Linked DNA regions of Homo sapiens: region 2 is linked to region 1. Evidence: read pairs that join two places in POLR2A ChIA-PET (ENCODE). Cell type or tissue: B cell. All regions are shown on one strand.

Evidence for each region. Peaks named below come from ENCODE experiments on the same cell type or tissue, not always from the same donor. Only the 100,000 strongest peaks of a DNase experiment are listed, where the experiment ranks them.
Region 2: POLR2A ChIA-PET joins it to region 1 with 9 read pairs; 5 of 35 experiments call an interaction of 5 or more read pairs at or near these places.

The regions. Positions count from the first base shown.
Region 1 is chr19:38,055,134-38,063,133 of GRCh38, forward strand. The region is part of intron 2 of SIPA1L3 (signal induced proliferation associated 1 like 3); the gene reads left to right. Among named protein-coding and RNA genes, the nearest start is that of SNORD152, 100 kb to the right of the region's middle. RefSeq lists an enhancer at 423-993. In B cell, no CTCF peak of the experiment used is centred here; a DNase peak (open chromatin) is centred at 4,978; H3K4me3 peaks cover 366 bases; H3K27ac peaks cover 5,393 bases.
Region 2 is chr19:37,950,592-37,958,591 of GRCh38, forward strand. All of the region lies in intron 1 of SIPA1L3 (signal induced proliferation associated 1 like 3), which reads left to right. Among named protein-coding and RNA genes, the nearest start is that of SIPA1L3, 47 kb to the left of the region's middle. In B cell, no CTCF peak of the experiment used is centred here; DNase peaks (open chromatin) are centred at 780 and 3,992; H3K4me3 peaks cover 1,237 bases; H3K27ac peaks cover 7,288 bases.

The DNA.
Region 1 (8,000 bases):
CTGTAAAATGATCTGGTAAGACCTCCATCAGTCAAGATTGCAATCGGCTACATGTAACAAAAAACCAGTAAGCCGTGGCTTCAGTAAGGCAACAGGTGGTCTCTTACACATGAGAAGAAAAGGGAGGGAGGGCAGCTGGGGGCGGCGCCACTGTTGGGGGGTGCAGGGACAGGGAGCAGGCTCCTTCTGACTCCTCATCTTGCTGTCCCCAGCATGTCACTCTCAGCCTCATGCTCCCAAGATGACGGTTGCACCCCCTGATATGACATTTATATTCCAAGTACAAGAGAAGGGTAGAAGAGGTGTGCCCCATTTATTTATTAGGAAAACAATAGCTTCGCCAAAAGGTCCCATCCCCCATCCCCTGCAAACTTCCTCTTCCCTCACACTGGCCATAATCAGATACATCCTTAGTTTAGCTGCGTGGGAATCCAGGAAAGTAAGCTTTTTGGATTAGTATCCTGCCACCCCAACAAATGTGGACCTCTCTCAAGGAATCAGAAGAGGATGGGTTTGGATTTGACAACCAGCAGTGGAGCCTGAGGTGCCTGGCCCTGGAGTAACCCAGAGCAGGAGTGCGGGATTCTCCCACTGCGGGCCTGACTTCTGGTTTGTGATGTCCAGGAATGCCACTGCTTTGTGCCCTGTTTCTTCATCTGCATGTTGAGAGTGATGCCCCCTGCTGAGGAACACTTGGGAGAAGCTTTAAAACCTGGCTGGGAAGGACTTTGAAATACATCCCACCCCATAGGAGAGCTGAGGCTGGCTTTTGTTTGGAAAATTGTCGGGTTTTCTTCAAGTGGAGCCCAGCCGAACTAGCCGATTGACTGCCAGAGCCCAAACATACTGCCCTGAGACGGCTCATTTATTCACCTCTCTCCCTCCCGCTCGAGTCTGAACAGTGTGGGGGCTGAGAGTGGGAGTGATGGCTGCGGCTCTGCGGCCAGCATCTGGCACAGCGCCCAGCACCCACCAGGTACCCGGCTGAGGATTGACTGCCTTGCTTCTGAGCACCTCTTGATCTGAGGAGCAGTCAGATCTTCCCCAGTCGGTCCCTTCTCTGCACCAGCACCACCCTCCTTCTGGGCTAGGCCACTCTTGCCCCCACGTGGGTGGCTACCCTGGCCTCCTGATGAAGCCTCTGTACCCTCGGCAGGTCACGATCTCCATGACAGCCAGTCGGGCCACTGCCCCCCTAAACCTGCCATGGAGGTCAACTCCAGATTCCTGAACACTGTGGCATCCTTGCACCTGTTTTTCCTCCATCCCCCTCACCCACTCACACCCCTTTCCATGGCCAACTTCTCATCCTTCAGGGCTTAAACACCACCCCTTCCATGCCATCTTCCTTGGCCACCCACTCTCCAGCACCCTGCTCCCATCCTTCGTCAGTTTACCCCTTCCTTCTCTTGCTTTAGACTGATTTGTGTGCTTAAGTGCATTTAATTAATGTTTGTTTCCTCCTTTAGTCAGTGGACAGAGAAGGGGGCTATCGTGGTTACTGCTTTGTTACTTATCACATAGTAAGATCTCAGGAAATACTCACCTAGTGAATGGAAGTAAATCAAATGAATGAAAACTTGTTTGGTTTTTTTTCCCCCTGATTTTGAAACATTCACTGAAAGTAATATGAAAAAATATGGAAAGGGGCCAGGCGTGGTGGCCCACACCTGTAATTCCAACACTTTGGGAGGCGGGTGGATCACTTGAGGTCAGGAGTTGGAGACCGCCCGGAGCAACATAGCCAGACCTCCTCTCTACAAAAAATTTAAAAAATTAGTCAGGCATGGTGGTACACACCTGTATTCTCAGCTACTGACAGAATGAGACCCTGTCGTTAAAAAATATATATGGGGACCGGGCGCGGTGGCTCAACGCCTGTAATCCCAGCACTCTGGGAAGCCGAGGTGGTGGATCACTTGAGGTCAGGGGTTCGAGACCAGTCTGGCCAACATGGCGAAACCCCGTCTTTACTACAAATACAAAAATTAGTCAGGCATGGTAGTGGGCGCCTGTAATCCCAGCTACTCAGGAGGCTGAGGCAAGAGAATTGCTTGAACCCAGGAAGCGGACGTTGCAGTGAGCTGAAATCCCACCACTGCATTCCAGCCTAGAGTGCACTCCAGCAAGACTCCATCTCAAATATATATATATATGTATATATATGTGTATATATGTGTATACATATATACACACACACACACACGTATATATATACGTATATATATGTATATATATGGGAAGGTATAAAGAACAGATTTTCGAAAACCACTAGTAGCCCCAGCATCAAATTATCGAGTCTTTCCTGTCTTTTTTTCTGGGAATGCATCTGCATAGCCTATAGATGTTTACTGTCCTAGGGGTTGATAATTTCTTTAATGGTACTCCTGGTGTTGCTCATTGAGGTTGGGTTTTTTGCCTGTTATAAAGGATACTATGAATTTTTCTGCATCTCTTATTATTTATTTAGGATTAATTTACAGAAGTAGCATTCCTGGTTCAGAGGGTGAGAACTTTTTTTTTTTTCTTTTGAGACAGAGTCTCGCTCTGTCGCCCAGGCTGGAGTGCAGTGGCGCAATCTTGGCTCACTGCAAGCTCCGCCTCCCAGGTTCATGCCACTCTCCTGCCTCAGCCTCCCGAGTAGCTGGGACTACAGGCACCCACCACCACACCTGGCTAATTTTTTTTTATTTTTTATTTTTTATTTTTTAGTAGAGACAGGGTTTCACCATGTTAGCCAGGATGGTCTCGATTTCCTGACCTCGTGATCCACCCACCTCGGCCTCCCAAAGTGCCGGGATTACAGGCCTGAGCCACCATGCCCGGCCTGAGAACACTTTTTAAAGCTCTTGCCAAATTGCCCCTAGAAAGGGATCACCACTGGGAACATTAAAAAAGAAAGAAGTCTGTTGTCCTGGGGAGTGGCCAGTTTCCTGGTGTGCTGGGCTCATCGGGCTCCTGGAGAGCCATTTTCCTGGTCTCCTGAGGGCCTGGTGTCCCCTTCCAGCCTGCTGTGCTCTGCCTGGCCTGGGTTGCAGTCCCGGAGCAGGATGTTTGATTATGGTGTTGAGCAAACAGAACAGCAGGCCCTCGCCATCTGCCAGCTGGTCCCTCGGGCTTGAGAAGAGCTTCACATCCAGCGAGGGTCATAACTAGAGCCTTTCTAGAGCCTTCTGTGGTGCTGCTGAAGGGTGGGGCTGGAGTGCTCATTCCTAACAGTAGCCTGGCCCCACAACCCCCATTCCCACACACCTCTCCCCACTGGGAAGGAAGACAGGTGCCCCCCTGCATGTCTCAGGTGGGTAGAGGCGCCTCCCCTCTGTCCCCAGCTGTCACATATGGAGAGTTGTCCTGAAACTGCCTCTGTGAGGGTGCCCCGCTCTCCCTGACTCCCTCTGGGCTCGGAGGGAGTGCACATTCCCCCAGGCAGCCCGCAATGTTTGTGTTCATCCAGGCGAAGTGGCCCTGCAGGTTCTGGGAGTGGAAATCTCTTATAGGAGAGAGAAAGTGAATCTCAAGCTATGGCATGAGAGTGACTGGGGTGGCACAGAGGGTGATCAAACAGCTGAGTTTTTTGTTGTTTTGTTTTGTTTTTTAAGACAGAGTCTTGGCCAGGTGCGGTGGCTCACGCCTGTAATCCCAGCACTTTGGGTGGCTGAGGCAGGTGGATCACTTGAGGTCAGGAGTTCTAGAGCAGCCTGGCTGGCATGGTGAAACCCTGTCTCTACTAAAAATAGAAAATTAGCCAGGCGTGGTGGTGCATGCCTGTAATCCCAGCTTACTGGGGAGGCTGAGGCAGGAGAATCACTTGAAACCAGGAAGCAGAGGTTACAGTGAGCTGAGATCCCGCCACTGCACTCCAGCCTGGGTAACAAGAGTGAAACTCTGTCTCAAAAAAAAAAAAAAAAAAAAGACAAAGTCTTGCCCTGTCACCCAGGTTGGAGTGCAGTGGCACCATCATAGCTCAAGTGATCCTCCCGCCTCAGCTTCCTGAGTAGCTGAGTCTACAGGTGCATGTCACCATACTCAGCTCATTTTTTTTTTTTTTGGTAGAGATGGGGTCTCACTGTTGCCCAGGCTGGTTTCAAACTCCTGGGCTCAAGCTATGCTCACTGCCTCAGCCTCCCAAAGGGCTTGTATTACAGGTGTGAGCCACCATGCCCAGCAAACAGCTGAGATTTTTTTTTTTTTTTTTTTTTGAGACGGAGTCTCGCTCTGTTGCCCAGGCTGCACTATCTCGGCTCACTGCAGCCTCCACCTCCCAGGTTCAAGTGATTCTCCTGCCTCAACCTCCTGAGTAGCTGGGACTACAGGTGCCTGCCACCACGCCTAGCTAATTTTTGTATTTTTCATAGAGATGGGGTTTCACCATGTTAGCTGAGATTTTAAAATACATTTGTATACATTTTAAAGTTGCTTATGTCATACAAGAGTAAAATCTCACTGTTTAAAAATAACTCATGCAATACAAAAGACTTTAAAATTCTGTTATTGTGAAATGGAACATACATACAGACAAGCATGTAAAACGTGAATACACAGTTTACCGAAGAATTCCAAAGCAAGCACTCAGGTAACCCGGGTCCAGAAAGAGAACCTGCTGGCAGCCTGGAACCCCCATGGGCTCTGGCCACCAGAACCCTTTTTTTTTCCTTTTTTTTGAGACAGAGTCTCACTCTGTCACCCAGGCTGGAGTGCAGTAGTGCAATCTCCGGTCACTGCAGCCTCCGCCTCCAGGTTCAAGCAATTCTCCTGCCTCACCTCCCAAGTAGCTGGGATTACAGGCACCTGCCACAACACTTGGCTAATTTTTGTACTTTTAGTAGAGACGAGGTTTTGCCATGTTGGCCAGGCTGGTCTCGAACTTCTGAGCTCAGGTAACCCGCCCACCTCAGCCTCTCAGAGTGCTGGGATTACAGGCATGAGCCACCGCACGTGACCAGAACCCTCTTTCTAAAAGCAACTGCTCTCTGCACTTCACAGTCACCATTTCCTGGCATTGTGAAAGCTGTGTTCCCTAGATGAGCAACTCTAAATAACGTGGTTCCAGTTTACCTAGTTTTGAACTTTATATAAAAACAGTTGTGAACTGTATATGTTGTTCTGTCTGGCTTTTTCACTTAGTATCATGTCCGAGAGGTGCATTCTAGTTTGGAGTTAATGCATTTCTGGTCCTAAAGCCCATTTTCCTTGATAAACAGACAAGCTTTATGAGTTCTAATATTTGTACATTTTGTTTAATGAGTATTAGAAAAAAAATAAAACGAATCCAACATGGATATTCTTAAGGGTTTAGGCAGTGAGTTGGTTGAAAGGATCACGTTCAGTAAATAATAGTACAGGTGGGCTGCGGCTATGCCTGAGCAGAGGTGCGTGACTTTGGACAGTTTGGGAGCCCCAGTGGTGAGGACAGAATGAATGCACAGATGGCACACACCGTCGCTCCCCTCCCTGAGAAACCACTGTTACCTCTGGGCCTCTGCCTCCCAGATCTTTGCTCTGCAATGAGCTTGGTAGGTAGATAAAAGTATAAAATATGTAGCTTGAAAGATTTTTAAGTGCTAACTTTTTTTTTGAGACAGAGTTTCGCTCTTGTTGCCCAGGCTGGAGTGCAATGGCCTGATTTTGGCTCACCACAGCCTCTGCCTCCCGGGTTCAAGTGATTCTCCTGCCTCAGCCTCCCGAGTAGCTGGGATTACAGGGGTGTGCCACCACACCCAGCTAATTTTTGTATTTTTAGTAGAGACGGGATTTCATCATGTTGGCCAGGCTGGTCTGAAACTCCTGACCTCAGGTGATCTGCCCGCCTCAGCCTCCCAGAGTGCTGGGATTACAGGCGTGAGCCACCTCACCCAGCCTTAAGTACTAACTTCTTAAATGTGGGAGTATGCTTTTCTTCCGAATTAGTACTTCTTGGGGTTTCTAGGTTTGTTCTCTGATTAAAGTAACCAAATCCCTTGTAATATTGCACTTCAGGGTGGGGTAAGAATGGGCCAGGCAGACCCTGCCTGGAATACAGGGAACTCAGGGGCCAGGACAATGCGGCACATGCCAGTGACTCTTTTATTTAGCACATGGTTTGGTATCTGCCTCCTGATTTTTTTTTTCTTTTTAGAGATGGGGTCTCGCTATGTTGCCTAGGCTGGTCTTGAATTCCTGGCCTCAAGTCATCCGCCTGCCTCGACCTCCCAGCGTGCTGGGATTACAGGTGTGAGCCACCGTGCCCAGCCTTTCTTTTTCTTTCTTTTGTTTTCTATAATAATCTTGGCCAATTCCTTAGCTTCCCTCCCTCCCTGCAGATGTTGAGAACTTGGAATCTGGGAGGAGGTGACCAGAGGGGCCAGGCAGAAGCTGCCTGGGACACATCCTTAGTGGTGAGTTGACGTGGGGTTGTGACTCAGAAGCCAGAAATGTGCAGGGCCCTGGCCATCTGTGTGCACACGTGTGCAAGAGATATAGAGAAAAACAGAATGAGAGACAGACAAGGACAGGGCCGTGGAGAGACAGGTACAGGGATGCAGAGGGGTAGGGGGACAGGAGTACAGAGAGATGGAGCAGGGACAAGAAACATGGGACAGAGATGGGGCGGAGATGAAGAGAGATGGGAACAGGCCCCTGAGACATGAGACCTGTTGGCTGGTTAACTAGCTGGTTGGCTGTTTGGGTAATGGATTAGTTAACTGGTCGGTTGGTTATCTAGTTGGCTGGCTAATTGGTTATCTGGTTGGTTTGGGATTTTTGAGTTTTGTTTTTTTTTTTCATGGATTCAGAAAATACTAGTGGAAGATTCACCCTGTTGATGGCCCTGTTTTGGATGCTGGAGATAGACCAGTGAATGGTGGCTTGCTGGCATTTGGGTGTTGGATTGCTGCTCCCCACCCCTCACCCCGATGAGTGCACTGTGAGTGCAGGTGCTGTTGAAAGGATGTATCGCGTGCTTGCCATGTGCCCCTTAGTATGGGAGTGCCCTATGGGGATCATCTTGCTGGATCTACCAGCAGTCTCACGAGGTGGCACTTACCCCCTCTGGTACATATTAGGGCCAGAATTTGATCCTAGGCAATCTGGCTCCAAAGCATAAGCCTAATTTCTGCCTTAAGTCACCCAGGAGTGGAGTGCAGGCATTTATTAAGTGCCCCGGTGTTCATGGCTCTATCCCCAATCTTTAGAGATGACAGTGGTTTTAATGGCCATAGATTTGACCTGCCTGGGTTCAAGTCCCTCTTCTGCTTTCCCTCACTGGGTGCTCTTCAACAGGAACATGCTGCTCTGAGCCTCCCTGTTCCCTTCTGTAAAGTGGGGAGAACAGTAGGGCCTTCCTCCTCAGGATGCTGTGTGGGCTCAGTGGAGCCAGGTTTGAGGCCAGTCCTGAGTGGGGGCTGCCATTGCTATGTGCAGCTTAGGGAGCTTGACCACAGGGCAGGATGCCCACTTGGGCTCATGGTTCTGTAAATGCCAGTTTTTGCTCTCATTTTATTATTATTATTATTTTTTTTTTTGAGAAAGAGTCTCACTCTGTTGCCCAGGCTGTAGTGCAGTGGCACTACAGTGATCTCAGCGCACTGTAACTGCTGCCTCACGGGCTCAAGCGGTTCTCCTGCCTCAGCCTCCTGAGTAGTTAGGATTACAGGCGTGCATCACCACACCCGGCTAATTTTTGTATTTTTAGTAGAGACAGAGTTTCACCATGTTGGTCAGGCTGGTCTTGAACTCCTGACCTCAGGTGATCCGCCTGCCGTGGCCTCCCAAAGTGCTGGGATTACGGCCTGCTCTCATTTTTGACAACAGATGTTCTCAAATGGGGTGGCCCCATGAGTTGTCACGAGGGCAGACTCGAGTCAGCCAATCCCAGGTTCAGATTCCGGCTCCTCCTCCCCTTCTCTTTGTGGCCCTCTCTGAACCCCATTGTGAAGCACGGGTGACAGTAGCAGGTGATTAGAAGCTTCAGTGCAATGGTTTGTGTTATGGTGTCATGTGCTCTGCACAGGGCCTGGCTCCCC
Region 2 (8,000 bases), 100 kb before region 1:
ACACTTGAACGCGAGCTGATGGCGGGCTTGGTTCTAGGGCCTGCCTCGCCTCTGTCATGAAGGCTGCGCGGGGCCCTTCTGTGCCGAGACTGGCGCTTGCTCCCCACAAGCCCGTCTGCTGCTCCCTCCGCTGCGAGCCCTCCCAGGTCTGATCCGCCTGTCCCCAGTACCCCGGCATGCGGCACTTTTCCTTCTTCTCTTGTGAAAGGCAGATCTGGAAGAAGCTTCTGGGGAAATGCTGTGTTTGTGTCTGGTTATATCTATTCCCCAGACGGTGATTCTTAAACCTGGCTGTGGGTTGGCATCACCTGGGGAATCTTGGTAACAGTTGGGATTCTCTGGCTTCACTCCTGGAGCATCTGCTCCCGCAGGTGGAGAGGAAGATCATCTGCTGGTTTGGCCGCCCTACAACCATTCACCATTCTTTTGGGGTTTTCCTGTTGGGAACTGCTCTTCCTCCATCCCGTCCGTTCACTTACTGAGACCGCTGTGTGCAATTTATTATTTACCCCAGGCACTGGGGATATGGCAGGGAATCTGGAATATGCCCTTGAAACTGGAATTGTGTCTGTCCGTTAGATCACAGTACCGTAAGGCTGTCACTTTCTGATTTTTATAATTGTACTGTGATCCAGAGATTCTTCTTAGGAAATACCCACATCTTGAGGGGTTACAAACAAGAGCAAATTAACTGGAAAAGGGAAGCAAACCAGTGTTGGCTGAACAAACATGAAAATGACTACAATGTTTATCTTCAGTTTTGGGAGAATTGTCATGAAGACTCAACCACAGTGTCATCCTTTGTACAGAATAGGATTCTAATCAGGAGACCAGTGCTCATGTGCACAGCTTTGAGTGTGAAGATCTAAAAATTTTAGTTGGTAGGATGATTACAGATTATTTTCATCTTCCTCTTTACAGATTATTTTCATCTTCCTCTTTAAACTTTTGTATATTTTTCACATTTTCTAGAAGGAAGTTTTAGAAACAGAAGTGGGAAAAAAAACAACTTAAAAAAAGCCCCGGGCCAGGCGCAGCGGCTCACACCTGTAATCCCAGCACTTTGGGAGGCTGAGGTGGGCGGATCACGAGGTCAGGAAATAGAGACTATCCTGGCCAACACAGTGAAACCCCGTCTCTACTAAAATGCAAAAAATTAGCCGGGCATGGTGGCGGGCGCCTGTAGTCCCAGCTACTCGGGAGGCTGAGGCAGGGGAATCACTTGAACCCAGGAGGCGGAGGCTGCAGTGAGCCGAGATCACACCACTGCACTCCAGCCTGGCGACAGAGCAAGACTGTCTCAAAAAAAAAAAAAAAAAAAAAAAGCCCCACTGTTGTGGAATGTCCTGGTCTACCTGGTTTGGACTTAGAAATGCCTTAGGAGTAGCCTGGGCAGTTCAGGTCATTCCTTATCTTCCTGCCATAGGGATTGGTTCAAGGAAGGGAGGAGGTGAGTCAGTCCAATCAGAATTAAGACAGGTCTTTCTCTGGAGCTCCCAGGAAAGAAGAGGAGCTTTCTTCCTATGGAGGTGCCAAGTTGTAGAGTGTAAGCTTAATGCTGCTGGGGGCCTGGGGACCATCTTTGCTCAGAGGGTCGAGTGGAAAGGAGATGGAAATAATTCATTACAGACAAATTCTTTGGGTAACTGAACTTCTCAGTAATGGGAGCCAAAACATTGGCCCTTTTTCCCCTCAAGTCAGTTTGAATTGGGTCTCTGCCACTTGCAACCGAAAGAGTCCTAAGTAATACAGTAATTTTAGTGGACCCTAGAATCTATATTTAAATTTAAAAAATTCTCTGCCAGGCGCAGTGGCTCATGCCTGTAATCCTAGCACTTTGGGATGCCGAGGTGGGTAGATCACTTGAGGCCAGGAGTTCAAAACCAGCCTGGCCAACATGGTGAAACCCTGTCTTTACTAAAAATGCAAAAACTAGCCAGGTGTGGTGGCAGGCACCTGTAATCCCAGCTACTCAGGGGGCTGAGGCAGGAGAATTCCTTGAACCCGGGTGGTGAAGGTTGCAGTGAGCCAAGATCGTGCCATTGCACTCCAGCCTGAGGAACAGAGTGAGACTCTGTCTCAAAAATAAAATAAAATATAAAAATAAATAAATAATTCTCCAGAAATGATTTGTATGAATCAGATATTTGAGAACCACTTTGCTAGACTTTCCTGAGTGGCGGTTCTTAGCTTTATGTGATCAACAGACTGGCCTGGGGAACTTGTTAAAATACAGCAGCTCTGTTCCACATTGCTGGAGATTCTGGTTTGGGGCCTGAGGCCTGGGTATCTGCATTTTGAACACCATCCTGGGTGATTGCATACACTTCAGAGTGTGTGTATGCACAGAGGATTCTTGGCCGGGCACGGTGGCTCACGCCTGTAATCCCAGCACTTTGGGAGGCCGAGGTGGGTGGATTACAAGGTCGGGAGATCCTGGCTAACATGGTGAAACTCCGTCTGTACTAAAAATACAAAAACAATTAGCCAGGCGTGGTGGCGGAGGCCTGTAGTCCCAGCTACTCAGGAGGCTGAGGCAGGAGAATGGCGTGAACCCGCATTCTCAGCTTACAATCCTATCCATAGAGGGGGCCCAGGATCCTTCTCAAATGAATGAAAGTAGAGTTTAAGTCTGCAGTTTTTTTCCTCTTTGGAAAAAAACATTCCTTTCCTGCCCATGACCCAGCCTTGCACACTGGCCGCTAAACCTGGCGTATCGCATCATGTTTCAGGAGGAATTTGGTCAGATCTGTGCACTTTATTAGGATAATGGTTGACCCAGTGTGTACCTCCCCAGGTAACTTTGGAAAGAGCTGGATAGAGTTCATGACCAATTCGGAACAAAGTCTGCTCTTAGGAGGAATTTTGCTAATAGTGGGAAATATTCAAGAGGGTAATCACTGACTTAGTTCAAGGTAATTTAAGGTGAATGCATTCCTCATGTGTGTGTGTGTGTATGTGTGTGCATGCGTGCCAAACTTACTTGAGGTGAAGGAGGGGCGAAAGCCCTTTTACTCGAATGAAAGGAAATCTTTTGAATTGACCTATCGGTTCAGAAAATCCCTTTTCAAATCTTCCCTTGAGCAGCTTTGCTTTTGAGGCCCCTGAAAGCTGGGAAAGAAGGGGCTGTGAGGCCTGACTGACTCCTCGCTGCTGGCTGTACCCCCAGGCACGTGTGATTTTGCCATTGTCTGAAATCTTGCTTTCCCCAGAATTTGTGCCCCATGCTGAGTTCCTACAGCTCAGCCACCAGGAATTAGGGCATGGGTTAGCCAGGATTATTCAAATTTAATCTGATCATCGTTAAACATTTTTGCTTGCATCCTCCCCAAAAGAATTTTGATAAGCCCCTGTATACCTCCTTGTACACTGTAAAGCTAACATCTAAAATAAGCTTATGGTAACTTTAAATTTGTCTTATTTGTGGGAGAAGAAAATAGTACACATTTTGAAGGTCGAATGTAATTGAAATATTTTATGATGTGGTTAGATAAAAAAAAGTTTTTACTACCTTATTGAGTAAAGTACACAGAAGCTGAAAGCAATCATGTAAATTTTTCCCTGGGAATTTTTTCTTGGTGGATCTAGAAAAATTCAGTGGTCCTGAAAAATGTTCCCTTTGAACAAATCAGAGCCACTAACCTATACTGCTTTGACATTCATGATCCTACTATGGTTCAGAAAATCCTATTTTTAAAGCCCAGTTTCATGTTTGGCAGAAAGATACTTAAGTCAGGGAAAGACAGGCAAGTCTGGGGGTTTAAGTAGCTTTTTATTGTTCACTAAAGGCTACTTCCCCGAAACCAATATTGATGTTGTGTGTTTGGAGTCCTGGAGGTTTACACACCTCTCGGTCGTGCTCCTTGGGAAAATGGGGGAGTGCACAACAGCGGGTGGGCAGTGGGGAAGGAGACAGGCTGGTTTGCAGCCAGATCAGTTTTAGGAAGAGGAACTTGTGGATGTTGAGGATCTGAACATTGCTTCCCTTGAAAACACTGTTTTCAAGATACTCCTGTATCTGTTAAGTTTCCGTAAACCCCTAGTGATAAGCACATCCAAGCGTGAAGCCTCTCGGCTTTAAGAACCAGGCGGTTTCATATGGAGTGGGAAGTCCAGAGGTGATTAGGTTACAGAAGTTGTCACCACCACCGCCTGTATGTGTGTATATATACACACGTGCCATAAAAGTCACCCATTCAGAATATGCAATTCAGGCTGGGCGCAGTGGCTTATGCCTGTAATCCCAGTACTTTGGGAGGCCAAGGCAGGCAGATCTCTTGAGGCCAGGAGTTCGAGACCAGCAAGGACAACATGGTGAAACCCTGTCTCTACTAAAAATACAAAAATTAGCCAGGCATTGTGGTGCATGCCTGTAGTCCCAGGTACTTGGGTAGCTGAAGCACGAGGATTGCTTGAACACAGGAGGCGGGGGTTGCAGTGAGCCGGGATCACACCACTGCACTCCAGCCTGGGTGACAGAGTGAGATGCTGTCTCTCAAAAAAAAAAAAAAAAAAAAAGGCCAGGCATGGTGGCTCACACCTGTAATCCTAGCACTTTGGCAGGCCGAGGTGGGTAGATCACCTGAGGTCGAGAGTTTGAGACCAGCCTGACCAACATGGAGAAACCCCGTCTCTACTAAAAATACAAAATTAGCCAGGTGTGTTGGCACATGCCTGTAATCCCCGCTACTCAGGAGGCTGAGGCAGGAGAATCGCTTGAACCTAGGAGGCGGAGGTTGCCGTGAGCCAAGATCGCACCATTGCATTCCAGCCTGGGCAACAAGAGCAAAACTCTGTCTCAAAAAAAAAAAAAAAGAGTATGCAATTCAGCTGTTTTTGGTAAATTTGTGAAGCTGCATAACTATCACCACAATCCAGTTTTAGAATATTACCACCACCCCAAAAGATATCCATCTTGTACCTCTTTGCAGGCAGTCCTTGCTTCCACGCCTAGGCCCAGGCTACCACTAACCTGCTCTTTGTCTCTGTAGATTTGCGTTTCCTGAACATTTCAAATACATGCAGTCATACAGTATGTAGTCTTTTCTGTACCAGGCTTCCGTCACTTAGCATAATGTTTCTGCGCTTCCTCCAGGTGATAGCTCATATCAGTCGTTCATTTGTTCTTATTGCTGAATAATATTCTATTGTATGGGTAAACCACATTTTGTTTATTCGTTAACCATGAATGGATAATTTCATTACCATTATTCGTTAATGGATACTTGGATTGTTTCCAGTTTGGGCTAGTATGAGTAGTGCTGTTATAGACATTTATGTTCAGGTCTTTGTGTGGACATGTTTTCATTTCTGCTCAGGAGTGGAATTACTGGGTCATTTGGTAACTCTGTTTAAGTTTTTAAGAAACTGCCAGATTGTTTTCCAAAGTGGCTGCGCCATTTTCATAGATAGGGTCTCATGATGTTGTCCAGGCTGGAGTACAATGGCTATTCACAGGCGTGATCATGGCGCACTACAGTATCAAACTCCTGGGCTCAAGCTGTTTTCCCGCTTCAGCCTCCTGAATAGTTGGGACCACAGGTGCGTGCCACCGCCCCTGGCTGGGGTCCAGTATTTCTTTATCCTCACCAACGCTTATTGTTACAGCCATCCTGGTGGGTGTGCAGTGGTATCTCATTGTAGTTGTGATTTGCATGTCTCTGATGACTAATGCTGTTGATCATCTTTTTATGTGCTTATTGGCCATTCGTGTATCTTCTTTGGTGAAATATGTATTTGTATTGTTTGCCTATTTCTTAATCTTGTTATTTCATTGAGTTGTAAGAGTTCTTGATATGTTCTGGATAACACTCATCAGATATGTAGTTTGCAAATATTTTTTCCCAGAAAATATTTTTATTTTTTTAGTCATGCCTTTGGAAGTATAAAAGTTTTGTTTTTTTTTTTTTTTGAGACTGAGTCTCACTCTTGTCACCCAGGTTGGAGCAGTGGCACAATCTCGGCTCACTGCAATCTCTGCCTCCCGGGTTCAAGCAATTCTCCTGCCTCAGCCTCCTGAGTAGCCGGGATTACATGCACACGCCACCATGCCCAGCTAATTTTTGTATTTTTAGTAGAGATGGGGTTTCGCCATGTTGGCCAGGCTGGTCTTGAACTCCTGACCTCAAGTGATCCGCCCACCTTGGCCTCCCAAAGTGTTGGGATTACAGGTGTGAGCCACCACGCCCACCCTAATATAAAAGTTTTTAATTTTGGAAATTCCGTTTATCAATTAGTCTTTTATGGATTGTGCTTTTGGTATTATATTTAAGAACTCTTTGACCCAGTATCATGAAGTTCTTCTTTCATGTTTTCTCCTAGAAGTTGCATACTTTTAACTCTTGCCTTTGAATCTATCATTAATTTTGATATCATTTTTGTGTATTACATAAGGGGCCTAAATTTATCTTTTTGCGTATTAATATCCAATTATCCCAGCTCCATTTGTTGAAAAAAAGACCATTTTCCTCCACTGAATTAGGTAGCACTATGGTAAAAGTCATTTGATTATTAATATAAGGGTTTGTTTCTTCTGATCTATTGGTTTAAATGTCTATCCTACTGCTAGTGCCACAGTCTTCATTACTGTAGCTTTAAAGTTACTTTAGAAATCGGGAAGTGTTAAGTCCTCACCTTGTTTTGTTTTCCAAAATTGTTTTGGCTTGTGTGGGTCCTTTGCATACTGACAAGTTTTCAGATCACCTTGTCAATATCTGCACAAAAGCCTGCTGGGATTTGATAGACTGTGTGTTGACTCTACATGTCAATATGGTGAGAATTGCCATATTAATGTTTAGTCTTCCAGTTTGTGTACAAAGAATGCTTCTCTGTTTATTTAGATTGTCTTTAATTTCTTTCAGCTTTTCAGTGCTTGTAGCTTTCAGTGTACAAGTCTACACTTATGTTAAATTTATTCTTATGTATTTTTTTTATGCTATTGTGAATGGAATTTTTTTTTCTTTTTTTTCTTTTTTCTTTTCTTTTGAGACAGGATCTCACTGTTACCCAGTCTGGAGTGCAGTGGCACAATCATGGCCTTTTGGGCTCAAGCAGCCCTCCCATCTCAACCTCCTGCATAGCTAGGACTATAGGCACATGTCACCATGCCCAGCTAATTTTTAATTTAATTTAATTTATTTTTTGAGACAGAGTCTTCTGTTGCCCAGGCTGGTGTACAGTGGCATAATCACAGCTCACTGCAGCCTCGACTTCTGAGCTCAAGTGATCCTCTCACCTTAGCTTCTGGAGTAGCTGTGACTATAGGCATGCATCACCATGCCTGGCTAATTTTTTTTTTATTTTTGTGGAGGCAGGGTTTTGCCGTGTTGCCCAGGCTGGTCTTGAACTCCCAGGCCCAAACAGTCCTCCTGCCTCAGCCTCCAAAAGTGCTGGAATTACAGGCATGAGCCACCATATCTGGCCTAAAAAGTATCTTATTTAGTGGAGATATTTGGAGATAGGATGCCACACTTTGTATGATTTCAGTCCTTTAAAGTTTTTTTTACCTTTTCTTTTGAAATAATTTCAGTCTCACAAGAAGTTGCAAAAATACTACAAATAGGCTGGGCATGGTGGCTCATGCCTGCAATCCCAGCCCTTTGGGAGGCCAGGGTAGTTGGATTGCTTCAGCCCAGGAGTTTGAGACCAGCCCAGGCAACATGGCAAAACCCTGCTCTATAAAAAATTAGCTGGGCATGGTGGTGTGCACCTGTAATTTGAGCTACCAGGGAGGCTGAGGTGGGAGGATCACCTGAGCCCAGAGGGATCAAGGCTGCAGTGAGCCATGATTGTGCCACCACACTCCAGCCTGGGCAACCGAGTGAGTCCCTGTCTGAAAACAAAAAACAAAAACTACAAATGTTTATCTACATGTGAAAGAATGAAGTTGGACCCTTACCTCACACCATATACAAAAATTAACTCAAAGTAGATCATAGACCTAAATGTAAGAGTTAAAATTATAAAATTCTTAGAAGAAAACATAAGATTATATATTTGTG